Linked DNA regions of Homo sapiens: region 1 is linked to region 2. A link is a loop called in an ENCODE intact Hi-C map of the cell type or tissue named here. Cell type or tissue: GM12878. All regions are shown on one strand. Each heading gives the region's core, and the rest is flanking DNA. Links, peaks and the distances in the headings are about the cores only.

Region 1 (5,381 bases), core at 87-5,086, 82 kb after region 2:
GGTCTCAAACTCCTGACCTCAAGCGATCCACCCGCCCTCAGCCTCCCAAAGTGCTGGGATTACAGGCGTGAGCCACTGCGCCCGGCCGACATGTACCTTTAGTGCCAGCTACTTGGGAGGCTGAGGTGAGAGGACTGCTTGAGCACAAGAGCTCGAGACCAGCCTGGGTAACATAACAAGACCCTGTCTCAAAAATTTTTTTAAAAAAGAAAAATTAAGCCACGAAAAATGATATACTCTGTGGTGGAAATAACAAATAGGGACATGAATCACCTTTATTAAAGGTACTCAAGGCCAGGCATGGTGACTCACACCTGTAATCCCAGCACTCTGGAAGGCCGAGGTGGGCAGATCACCTGAGGTCGGGAGTTGGAGACCAGCCTGGCCAACATGGCGAAACCCTAGCTGTACTAAAAATACAAAAACATTGGCCAGGCATGGTGGCGGGTGCCTGTAATCCCAGCTACTCAGGAGGCTGATGCAGGAGAATTGCTTGAACCCAGGAGGCAGAGGTTGTAGTGAGACGAGATCGCACCACTGCACTCCAGCCTGGGCGACAGAGTGAGACTCCGTCTCAAAAAAAAAAAAAGAGGTACTCAAACTAGGCTAGTAAAATACAAGTGGGGAGTGTTGTTTGGAGAATATGTCAGGCACTGACAGCAGAGCCCAAGCAAGGCGTTGTGTTCTAGCACCACTGATTATGTTCTTTCTTCCTTCCACATGCCTCTAAGTCACTCAGCCCCAAACTACAGGTTTTGTTTGCAGAGAAACGAAAAATGTCTTCCTGGTCTCAAAGCACTGATACCTAGTATCAGTGGGGGACAGAACAAAGAGAAATCTAGGATTGGTGATGGTAATCAATTCAATGACAACATAAACAATTGGTATCTCACCAGGTTATACATTCAACAAATATTTGTTGAGCAGCTTACCATATGCTAGGCTCTGGGAACATAAGAGTCAACAACAGGGACAAAAATCCTGCCCTCCCTTCATAGGGCTTACATTCTAGCAGGGGGAAAGATGTTTAAAAATAAGATAAATGCGTTAAATAGTATGTTGTAAGTGGTAAGGAGGAAAGGAGCTCAGGCAGTGTCGTGGGATGTGCTGAGGTAGGACAGTGGTACACTATCAGAGAACAAGGAAAGAAGTTCCACTGAAAAAGGCACTAAACTCGTGGTGACACATGCCTGTCATCCCAGCTACTTAGGAGGCTAAGGCAGGAGGATCACTTGAGCCCAGGAGTTCGAGACCGGCGTGGGCAACAAAGTGGAACTCTGTCTCTGTAAAAAAAAATACAAAAATTAGCCTGCTGCGGTGGTGCGCACCTGTGGTCCCAGCTACTCAGGAGGCTGAAGTGGGAGGATTGCTTGAACCCAGGAGGTCAAGGCTGCAGTGAGCTGAGATCACACCACTGCACTCCAGCATGGGTGACAGAGTGAGACTCTGTTCTCAAAAATAAAAATAAGTTCAGAAAAAAAAATTTAAAGGTACTAAGCTATCATAATACATAATACAACAGGCAGCTGCTCATCTTCTTTTCATTACATTTTCTGCCAGCAGTTACTTTTTTTGATGTTTTTAAAAACAAATGCCTACACCCATTACCTAAACTAACAAAAAAAGTTCAAAAAATGTTACCTAAAATAACAACAACAACAAAAAAAAACCCTACTGTATGTATAAGACTGTGTAAAGCACTAAAGGGGATATGCCAGAAACAGCATACAACAATTGCTATCCTCTGAGAGTTCATAGCTAACTGAAGGTGAATTCTACAAAAGCAAAAAAGCATCGTAAGGAAATTCCAGCAGCCATTCTTTTAGTTTATACTATAGCAGTGGGGTTCTCAAGGTTCTCCGGGGAACCATTAGGCAATGTGAGAAGGGAGGGCACCTCAACATCTAGGTGGGTGTTGATGGCACTCTAGAGCAACAGTGCCAACTGCGTTATTACATACGCTGATTTTAAATACAGCATGGCACATTCAGGCAGAAATGGCTCAACTGATGAGTGTATTTGTCTCCAGAGAAGACAATGGAATACATTTATCTCCAGGGAGAAAGGGAGGCCGGTTTTTCAGTTTGCCTTCTAACTTTTGAATTTTGTACTATCATATGTATTATCTTGTCCAACAACTACTTATAAAAGGAGTGACTTTTAGGACTGTATTGTAAGAATACATTCAGGACTGAATATAAAGACCTGGAAGCTAGCTGTGCACAAATGATCTCTAAAGCCACACATCAGAGAGCCAAAGTTATGTGAGCAAGGACTGCCCCTTAGGCACTTCCACATTTAGGTAAACAGAGTGAAAGCAGGGACAAGTGGGAAGACAGAAGGACTGCCATGTGACAAGAAGAACCGCATTCAGAAATACAACTAAATGCATCATGGAATGTACCTGGAATAGGGAAGTGGACAGTGAGGGCCCCCATAGATTTAGAGGTAAGAGAATGAAGGTTCCCTCAGTGTTAGCCAGCAAAATTGTCATATGTTGGATGTAACTGGCAAATTGAGGGAGTAAACCAGATGAGCTGTTTGTATGCCCTTAAGAGCCTGGGAATCCCCAAACTGCAATGTGACTCACCTGGAATGCACCTGAGATTCGTTTAGGGAAAACCCAGTCCATTCTGTGGAATCTAGTTTGAAAAAAATACTGTGGGAAAAAAAAGAGAGAGAGAGAGAGAAGAAAGGCTGACTCCAAAAGTCAGATGATGAGATCATGCATGTAACCACTGATAAAGGAAAGGATACAGTGGCTGTTAGTGGGGAGAGGTGGAGTCAAGGCTATTCCAGCAAGGAGATGGACCCATCAGGCTTTTCCAGTCTATTTATGAGCATACCATAACCAATTGCCTCTGTTCTTCCTCTGTCCTTTCTAAGCAACTTTCTGATGACAACCTGGGGTCCCCTGCTACTTGCCTACTCAGAAAAAAAATGCTCTGCTCAGCCTGAACATACATTCTGCTCTGCAACAGCCAAATCTCTTATCATAAATTAATCGATTGGCACTCTGGTTTAGCCTCAGGCTCTCTGAGCCTGATTAACGTGAGCCTGACCCCAAGAGACAGTCACCCAGGCTGCTGACGATTTCAGCTTTTGAGCCAGCAATGGCATTGTCTAGAGTCTGGGCAAATGGAGAAGGCCCCCTGTTGGGGCCTCTTGCAGCCTGCCAGCAACACCTGTGCCACAGGCCTTACCATCAAACTGCAATAGCATCTGTTTTCCCAGGTCTATTTCATAGCTCACTCCTGTTATGACAGCCATGGCTCTGTCCTCCACATTTGTTTTAAGGGTGAGCCACTATTTTCTCTTAATCCAATCACTTCATATGGGGTAAAAGTCACTGTTAAAAGCCAACAGAAAACCGCGTGGCATAAAGCAATCACAAAGATCACAAACATACAGATTCTTCATCATTGAATTGACTGTCCTACTCTGACATAGTTGACTGAGCACGACACACAGAAAAGAGAGAATCCCTTGTGGCTTAGTGTAAAGAGAGGAAGTAGGCTGTATTTCCTCCTTCCCTGGTCCCATTCCTTCCCTTCTACCTCGGAGGCAACTGTCATTCATTTTAGTCTGTATCCAGTCCAGGTTTACTAAATATACATGTCCGCAGATACATAATAAATATTCTTTTGCTCATTTTAACTTACATAAATAGTATCATATAGAATTAGGAAGCAGGTGTAGCTGCTGGAACAAAGACCAAAATAATGGTGGCTTAGACAAGTTTCTCTTTCCTTCACAGAAGAGTCAGTGCATAAGTATTCCTGGGATGAAGTGGTGGCTCCCTACTCCTCCCTCACTACCCCTCCCTAATCTTCCTGCTCTACCACCAAGAGGGTGTTGCCCTCACCATCAGGCCCACGTGTCAGGCAAAGGGAAACGAGAAAACAACCAGGGAAGGCACTCCCTTTAACGGCACAGCCTCTAAATTACACACACACACACACACACACACACACACACACACACACTTCCACTGATATCCTATTGGCCAAGTACTTGGTCATATGATCATATTTGGCTGCAAGAGAGGCAAGAAAATAAAGTCTTCTTTCTGGGAGGTCATTGAACCTTCTAAAAGTCTATTATGAGGAAAAAAATGGAAAGCAGATACTGGGGGACAAGCAGCATTTTCTGTTGTATTAACTGAATGAATTTTGCTGCATCTCCCTTTTTTAACTCCATATTATGTTTTTTGCAGGTTACTGTGTTAGTCTATTTGCATTTCTATAAACAAATACCTGAGACTGGGTAATTTATAAAGAAAAGAGGTTTATTTGGCTCATGGTTCTGCAGGCTGTACAGGAAGCACAGTGTCCACATCTGTCTCTGAGGCGGGCCTCAGGCTGCTTATAACCATGGTGGAAGGCGAAGGGGAGCCAGCATGTCACATGAAGAGAGGGAGCAAGTGAGAGAGTGGGGAGATGCCAGGTTCTTTAAACAACCAGATCCCACCTGAACTAACAGATCAAGAACTCACTCATTAGTGGCAGGGATGGCACCAAGCCATTTATGAGGGATCCACCCCCATTAATCAAAACACCTCCAACCAGGCCCACCTCCAACATGAGAGGTCACATTTCAACATGAGATTTGGAGGGGACAAATAATATCCAAACCATATCAGTTACTCACGTTGAAACATAAATTCATTCATGTTCACTGCTGTTCAGTTATACATTGTGCACTGAGTCTTGTATAAGGGCTCAGTGACAGATTTGCTTTAGAATTTAAGATAAAAATTCTAAATGCAGTGTATTAATATGCCACAGTTTATTAAACCATGTCCCTACTGCTAGACACCTGGGTCTTTTAAATTCACTACATTTACAAAATGTTTGAGTCACATCTGGGGAAATGTTAAATTAGTCAAATGCCAAATTAGGTATACTCAGGCTATTTTGTAAAGCCTTTAAGATGCTCTACACAGCAAGCCACTTAAAATAGAAAACGACAGTACTGAACTATAGCATACAAGGAGGAAGTAAATTTATGGTCCTCCTAGACTTTTTGTTATTGTAATCAAGCATTACATGGTGCTCTGAGTTTCTTGATAACTGAAACAAAAAGGAAGCATTGTGTGCTATTTAATTCTCATAATCTGATAAGAGGGAATAACCAGTTAAGAGAAATAAATGTTTGCTTAATCCTAAATTCTCAAAGCTGTCAGATGGCCCCTTATCCATGGGTCAATTAGCAAAAAAGGATAACATCTTTAACAACCAGTTATATAGAAAATGCACAAGGCAGGCTGGGCATGGTGGCTCATGCCTGTAATCCCAGCACTTTGGGAGCCTGAGGCGGGTGGATCATCTGAGCTCAGGAGTTCAAGACCAGCCTGGCCAACATGGTGAAACCCTGTCTCT
Region 2 (5,381 bases), core at 203-5,202:
ACAACCTGAATGAGCCTGGAAGTGGCTTCTCCCCAGAGCTTAGCCTTGCCAACACCTTGAAAAACTTGAAGCAGAGAAACCAGCTGAGCCCACCAGGTATCTGATCTACTGAACTGTAAGGATGACAAAACTGTATTGTTTTGGCTGGGCATGGTGGCCCATGCCTATAATCCCAGCACTTTGGGAGGCCAAGACAGGCAGATCACTTGAGCCAAGGAGTTCAAGACCAGCCCCAACATGGTGAAACTCTGTCCCTTAAAAAAAAACAAAAACAAAAACAAAACTTTATTGTTTTAAGCCACTAAATTTGTGGTAATTTGTTACAGCAGTCACAGACAACTAATATGGAGCAGAAGAGTAAATAAATGATGTCACTTGATTTGGGCCTGATATGCTTTTTTTCTTTTTCGGACATGGAGTCTCGCTGTGTCACCCAGGCTACAGTGCAGTGGTGTGATCTCGGCTCACTGCAACCTCCGCCTCCCGGGATCAAGCGATTCTCCTGCCTCAGCCTTCCAAGTAGCTGGGATTACAGGTGCCTGCCACCATGCCCAGCTAATTTTTGTATTTTTAGTAGAGATGGGGTTTTGCCATGTTGGCCAGGCTGGTCTTGAACTCCTGACCTCAGGTGATCCACCTGCCTTGGCCTCCCGAAGTGCTGGGATTACAGGTGTGAGCCACCACGCCCGGCCTGGGCCTGGTATGTTTGGGCTCTGTGTACCCCCACAAGTCTCATCTCAAGTTGTGATCCTAAGCGTTGGAGGTGGGGCCTGGTAAGAGGTGGCTGGATCATGGGGGCAGACTTCCCCCTTGCTGTTCTTGTGATAGTGAGTGAGTTCTCACGAGATCTGGTTAAAAGTGTGCGGCACTTCCCCCTTGCTCTCTCTCTCTCCTGCTCCGCTATGGTAAGATGTGTTTGCTTCCCCTTTGCCTTCACTATGATTGTGCGTTTCCTGAGGCCTCCCAGCTATGCTTCCTGTACAGCTTGCAGAACTATGAGTCAATTAAACCTTTTCTTCATAAATTACCCAGCCTCAGGTGGTTCTTTATAGAAGTGTGGGAATGGACTAATACAGGGCCTTTGTCATATCATTGGGATAATGGATCCAAGATTTCTCAGCAGAGGGTAATAATAGGGTTTAGAAACAGGGAATCAGCCAGGCAGTGGGCTCATGCCTGTAATCCCTGCACTTTGGGAGGGTTAAGATCACTTGAGCCCAGGAGTTTGAGACCAGCCTGTGCAACAAAGCAAGACCCTGTCTCTAGAAAAATATTTTATAAATTAGCTTGGTGAAGTGGCACACACCTGTGGTCCTAGCTACTCAGGAGGCCGAGGGAGGAGGATCCCTCGGGCCCAAGAGGTCAAGGCTGCAATGAGCTGTGATTGCACCACTGCACTCCAGCCTTGGCGTCAGAGGGAAACCCTGTCTCAAAACAAAACAAAAAAAAAACCAGAGTCAAATCTCTGACCGTGATACACAGATAGTTTTCTTCCCTGCTTAAAACTCTCCAGAGCTATACATTGCCTAGATCAGGGCTTTTCTAATGGTAAAATGTACACACATTCCCTGGAGACACTGTTAAAATGCAGATTCTGCTTCAGTGGGGCTGGTGAGGCCTGAGTGTCTCCACTCTCTTGCTTCTGCCACTCTCCACCCTCACCCTTTATCACCTTGTCACCAAGCCCTTCAGGATGCAGATTCATCTACCTTGTTGCAGATATTTTCCCAGAACCTGAAAGAATGCCTGAAATAGAACAGGTGCTCAATAACTATTTGTCAAATAAATGAATAAATTGATCTTGACTCTGAGTTTTTAGAAAACAGAAAAGGAAGAGCAGAAAGGGAAATCAGGGGCCAAGGGAGGCACTTGGAAGCACAAAAAAATGGGCGGGTTGGGGGGGGGGCGGTGGTCACAGAGTAGCAACTGGAGGAAAGGCACCTCTGCAACTGTTTGAAGTTAAAGATTTAGGTGACAGATTTACGGGTATCAGATTTCAGCCTGGAGAAACAAAAACAAACAAAAAAAAACACGGAGGACCCAGAAACAAATGATTCTAACTTGCTCAGAAAGTCATATGTGAACGCAACAATAAACTGCTGATTTTCTACAGTTTTCACTACATACACACAGACAGACACGCACACACGTGTGCATATACACAGGCATTGGTGGTTTCCTTTCCTCCACACTCCATTAATATCCGGCTTGTGACCTTGTCCTGTTGATATGGTGAAACTGGGATAAATTCAGATTCACACTCTTAGCTGCTCCAAAGTGGCCTCATCAATGAGTGCTCTTCTGTAAACTCAGGGAAGGAAGTGAATGATGTGTCTGCATGTACGGCCAACAGAAATCTCAGCTGTCTGGTCTGGCATGAAAAGTCCCCTGCTTTATCGGGGTGGGAGGCCACCCCCAGGGCTGGGCAGCTTGCCTCCAGCTAGGGTTGTTTTTGTTTTGGTTGCAAAGTCACCAAGACCTCCAGAGAAACAAAGCACTGAGTTTTGTTTTTTGTTTTTTGTTTTTTTTGTCTTGTTTTGTTCTAATGAGTCAAACTTACCAGGGGACACAAAGCTGAAGTCTGCCCACAATATTTTTATGCTTTCCCCACATGAAGCAAAGTTCTAGCCAACAGCTCCCTTCCTTTTCCCACATGAGCTAATATTCTGTAGCTCCCTAGCCATGACTCTGTTTATAGCCTTGGGCTTCAAGACCAGTGAGGAGAATTGTGCTCATTATAAGACATGCCTTCCCATCAAATGTCACTTTTTTGTTTGTTGTTTTTAGGAAGATTATTTAGAAAATGAGGTAAAGAGAACCGCCCTTTTTTTTCTCTGGTGGAGAACAAACATCTGGACTTTCCCTACCTCTGATTTCAGTTTCATGACAACACTGAGCATGTGACCTGGATCTATTTCAGGGGAAACTGCAAGAACCCAGGGTTTCACCCAAAAATGAGAAGCCCATTTATTTCTGTTTTCCTGTTTCTCATGGCCACAGAGTGCACTGAGCCCTGCTGTTAGTGGCTCACTAGAATGAGGAGGTCAGACCAGGAGGAACTGGAGAAATAAGGTCCTCTCTGCACAAGGGCGTGAGTCATTTCTAAGAGGGTGTCCTGGAGAACCAAGCTTGAAGTTTGCATGTTTTTCCCCATATGACAGCAATCTTGAAAACCTTTCAAAAGGTCAGTGGAACTGACTTTGAGGGGCCCTCTGCATGACTGTGTATGAGGTCTGGAAGGAAGGAGGTCAGGGGGAAGCTGTGACACAGCTTCTGGCTAGGGCTGTGGCAAACAGGGTGCCATTAGGAGTGCAGCGCGAGTGGCTGCCAGCCCGTTCACAACACCACATGTGCGGTGCTCTCAGCCCAAGGGGCCCTCTGGGAGCTGACAGGAACACTGAGTTCATCCATCCAGGCCCATCCAGGGAGGTTCCTGAGACTCACTCCACCTGGGGGTGGGGGCTATTTTAGCTGTTACTGCATGGACTAAATACAAGAACCCTCAGCACTTTGGACCTGCTGCTTTCTCACTCAAACATTTCCACAGAAAAGTGACAGTAAGCTTGTTACTGAATCTAATTACAAGCCCAGTGTTCCCAGTGCGCAGGGCTCATGTGATACATAGTAAGTTCTACTACATGACCAGCCAAATCCTTTCACTTATTTCCTGTTACAGATGCTTGAATGCAGAGGTAGGAGCAATGGGAAACAGCAAAGGGGGTGGGGATGTTTTGAATGGTCCAGAGCAAGATGAAATCTCTCCAAATCTTATGATCCAGCTGCTATTGGCCTTTTTTTCTTACAAAATTAATCTAGACTGGCCACAGTTCTGTGGAGGATGCTTTAGAATAGGGCAGCCATGTCCTACCAGAGCCATTATCTTTCCTTTGGTGAAATAAGGACGGCCATCATGTTTTCCCCTGGGGTTTTCTCAGGCTGAGTTTCAAGATCTCCCAAACTGTTATACTCTAAATTAGCCTCGAGGTGCTCAGTTCCTGAACTCCTGTTTTCTAAAGTCCTTAATCAAAGCTAGAGTCAAATAGCAAATTTTCAAAGAGAACTCACTGAGACCACATGCTCCCAACTGACATAATGGCCAATTCTAAGATCATCTCAAAGGTCTTCTGGAGCTCATTAAAGTGGGTGCCAAATCTCCAATGAAGCTTATTGAAAACTCTTCCCAAAATGTCCAGAACTTTCCAGGTCATGGCTTTGTGTCCCTTGAGCAGGGACCTAGAATGGACATCAATGCTATAAATGCCTTATCAGGCTGTGGCCACCCTTAAAGAGAAAGAAACCACAAAAGGCCACAGTGGCACCCCATTGACCCCACACAGCACCACATTTTGCCAGCCTTATTAAATCTGATTTGGTAGATGGAATCATTTAGAAGATCCTATGGAATGTGAAGTCTGCTGCAGACTGCTGCAGGATTAAGTGCAATGATGAGTCAGATTCAAAGCTGACTGGAAAAAAAAGAATAGGGTTTCATGGACAACATACACAGGTGGTCAGTAAAGCTGCCTGTTGCATGCTGCATCTCTCTCATTCCCTCATCCACCCAACAAACACCTATCAGGTTCCTGCATGTGCCAGCCACTGTGCTCAGCACTGGGCATTCAATGCTGAACGACATAGTTATTGACTCCCAAGGTCAAATAATATATTGGTAACACATTTCTGCCCCTATCATAACTCTCCTTTCCCCACCTTGCCTGCCCAGGTCATGCTGACCTGGATAAAGAGCCAGACCTAGAGACAAAATCATCCCGACAGCTGCACAACAGGGATGATATGGCAACCTCAATTCTTGTCTGTAAATTTGTTGATACTCTTCCCATCCAGAGGTTATGGTCTCTATCCCCTCCCATTGGGTCTGGGCTGGTCTTAGGAATGCATTTCTAAGCAATAGAAAGCCACGGAAGTGATGCTGTAGAACTTGCAAGATTAGGTCAGAAAAGGTGATATAGCCTCTACCTTGCTTGCTGGGACACTTGCTTTTGGAACCTTAAGCCATCACATAAGAAATCCAACTACCCAGCAGCCACCATGCTGGCAGGCAGCTCAGGCCACATGGAAAAGCCCTGCACAGACATTCCTGTCAGAAGTCCTTGTGGTTGGGTCCTTCCAGCCCAGGTGCCAGACATATGAGTAAATGAACCTTTGCATGATTCCAGCCCCAGGCTCCTGGTTTTCCCACCTGGGGCCGTGGACTTCATGGAGAAAAGGCAAGCCGTCCCTGCTATGCCCTTTCCAAATTGCTCACCTAGAGGATCCCAGGCCCTGGAGAAACAGGAATGCCTTCAGGCACCTGATGTCTCTCCTTTCTTCCTCAGATCCCTGGGCTGGAGAGTCAAATCGTATTGCTCTCTTTCTCCTGG

What was found. Peaks named below come from ENCODE experiments on the same cell type or tissue, not always from the same donor. Only the 100,000 strongest peaks of a DNase experiment are listed, where the experiment ranks them.
Region 1: it touches region 2 in a loop (4-fold over the local background); 1 of 110 quality-filtered maps calls a loop at or near these places.

What each region holds. Positions count from the first base shown.
Region 1 is chrX:46,707,954-46,713,334 of GRCh38, forward strand. All of the region lies in intron 1 of SLC9A7 (solute carrier family 9 member A7), which reads right to left. Among named protein-coding and RNA genes, the nearest start is that of SLC9A7, 48 kb to the right of the region's middle. RefSeq lists an enhancer at 1,998-3,197. In GM12878, for the core only: no CTCF peak of the experiment used is centred there; a DNase peak (open chromatin) is centred at 2,568; H3K27ac peaks cover 3,872 bases.
Region 2 is chrX:46,625,883-46,631,263 of GRCh38, forward strand. All of the region lies in intron 14 of SLC9A7 (solute carrier family 9 member A7), which reads right to left. LOC124905182 (a long non-coding RNA gene) reads left to right here. Exons shown (of 2, transcript XR_007068222.1): 2 at 1-1,024. Among named protein-coding and RNA genes, the nearest start is that of CHST7, 55 kb to the left of the region's middle. In GM12878, for the core only: no CTCF peak of the experiment used is centred there; DNase peaks (open chromatin) are centred at 959, 2,580 and 3,079; H3K4me3 peaks cover 360 bases; H3K27ac peaks cover 3,412 bases.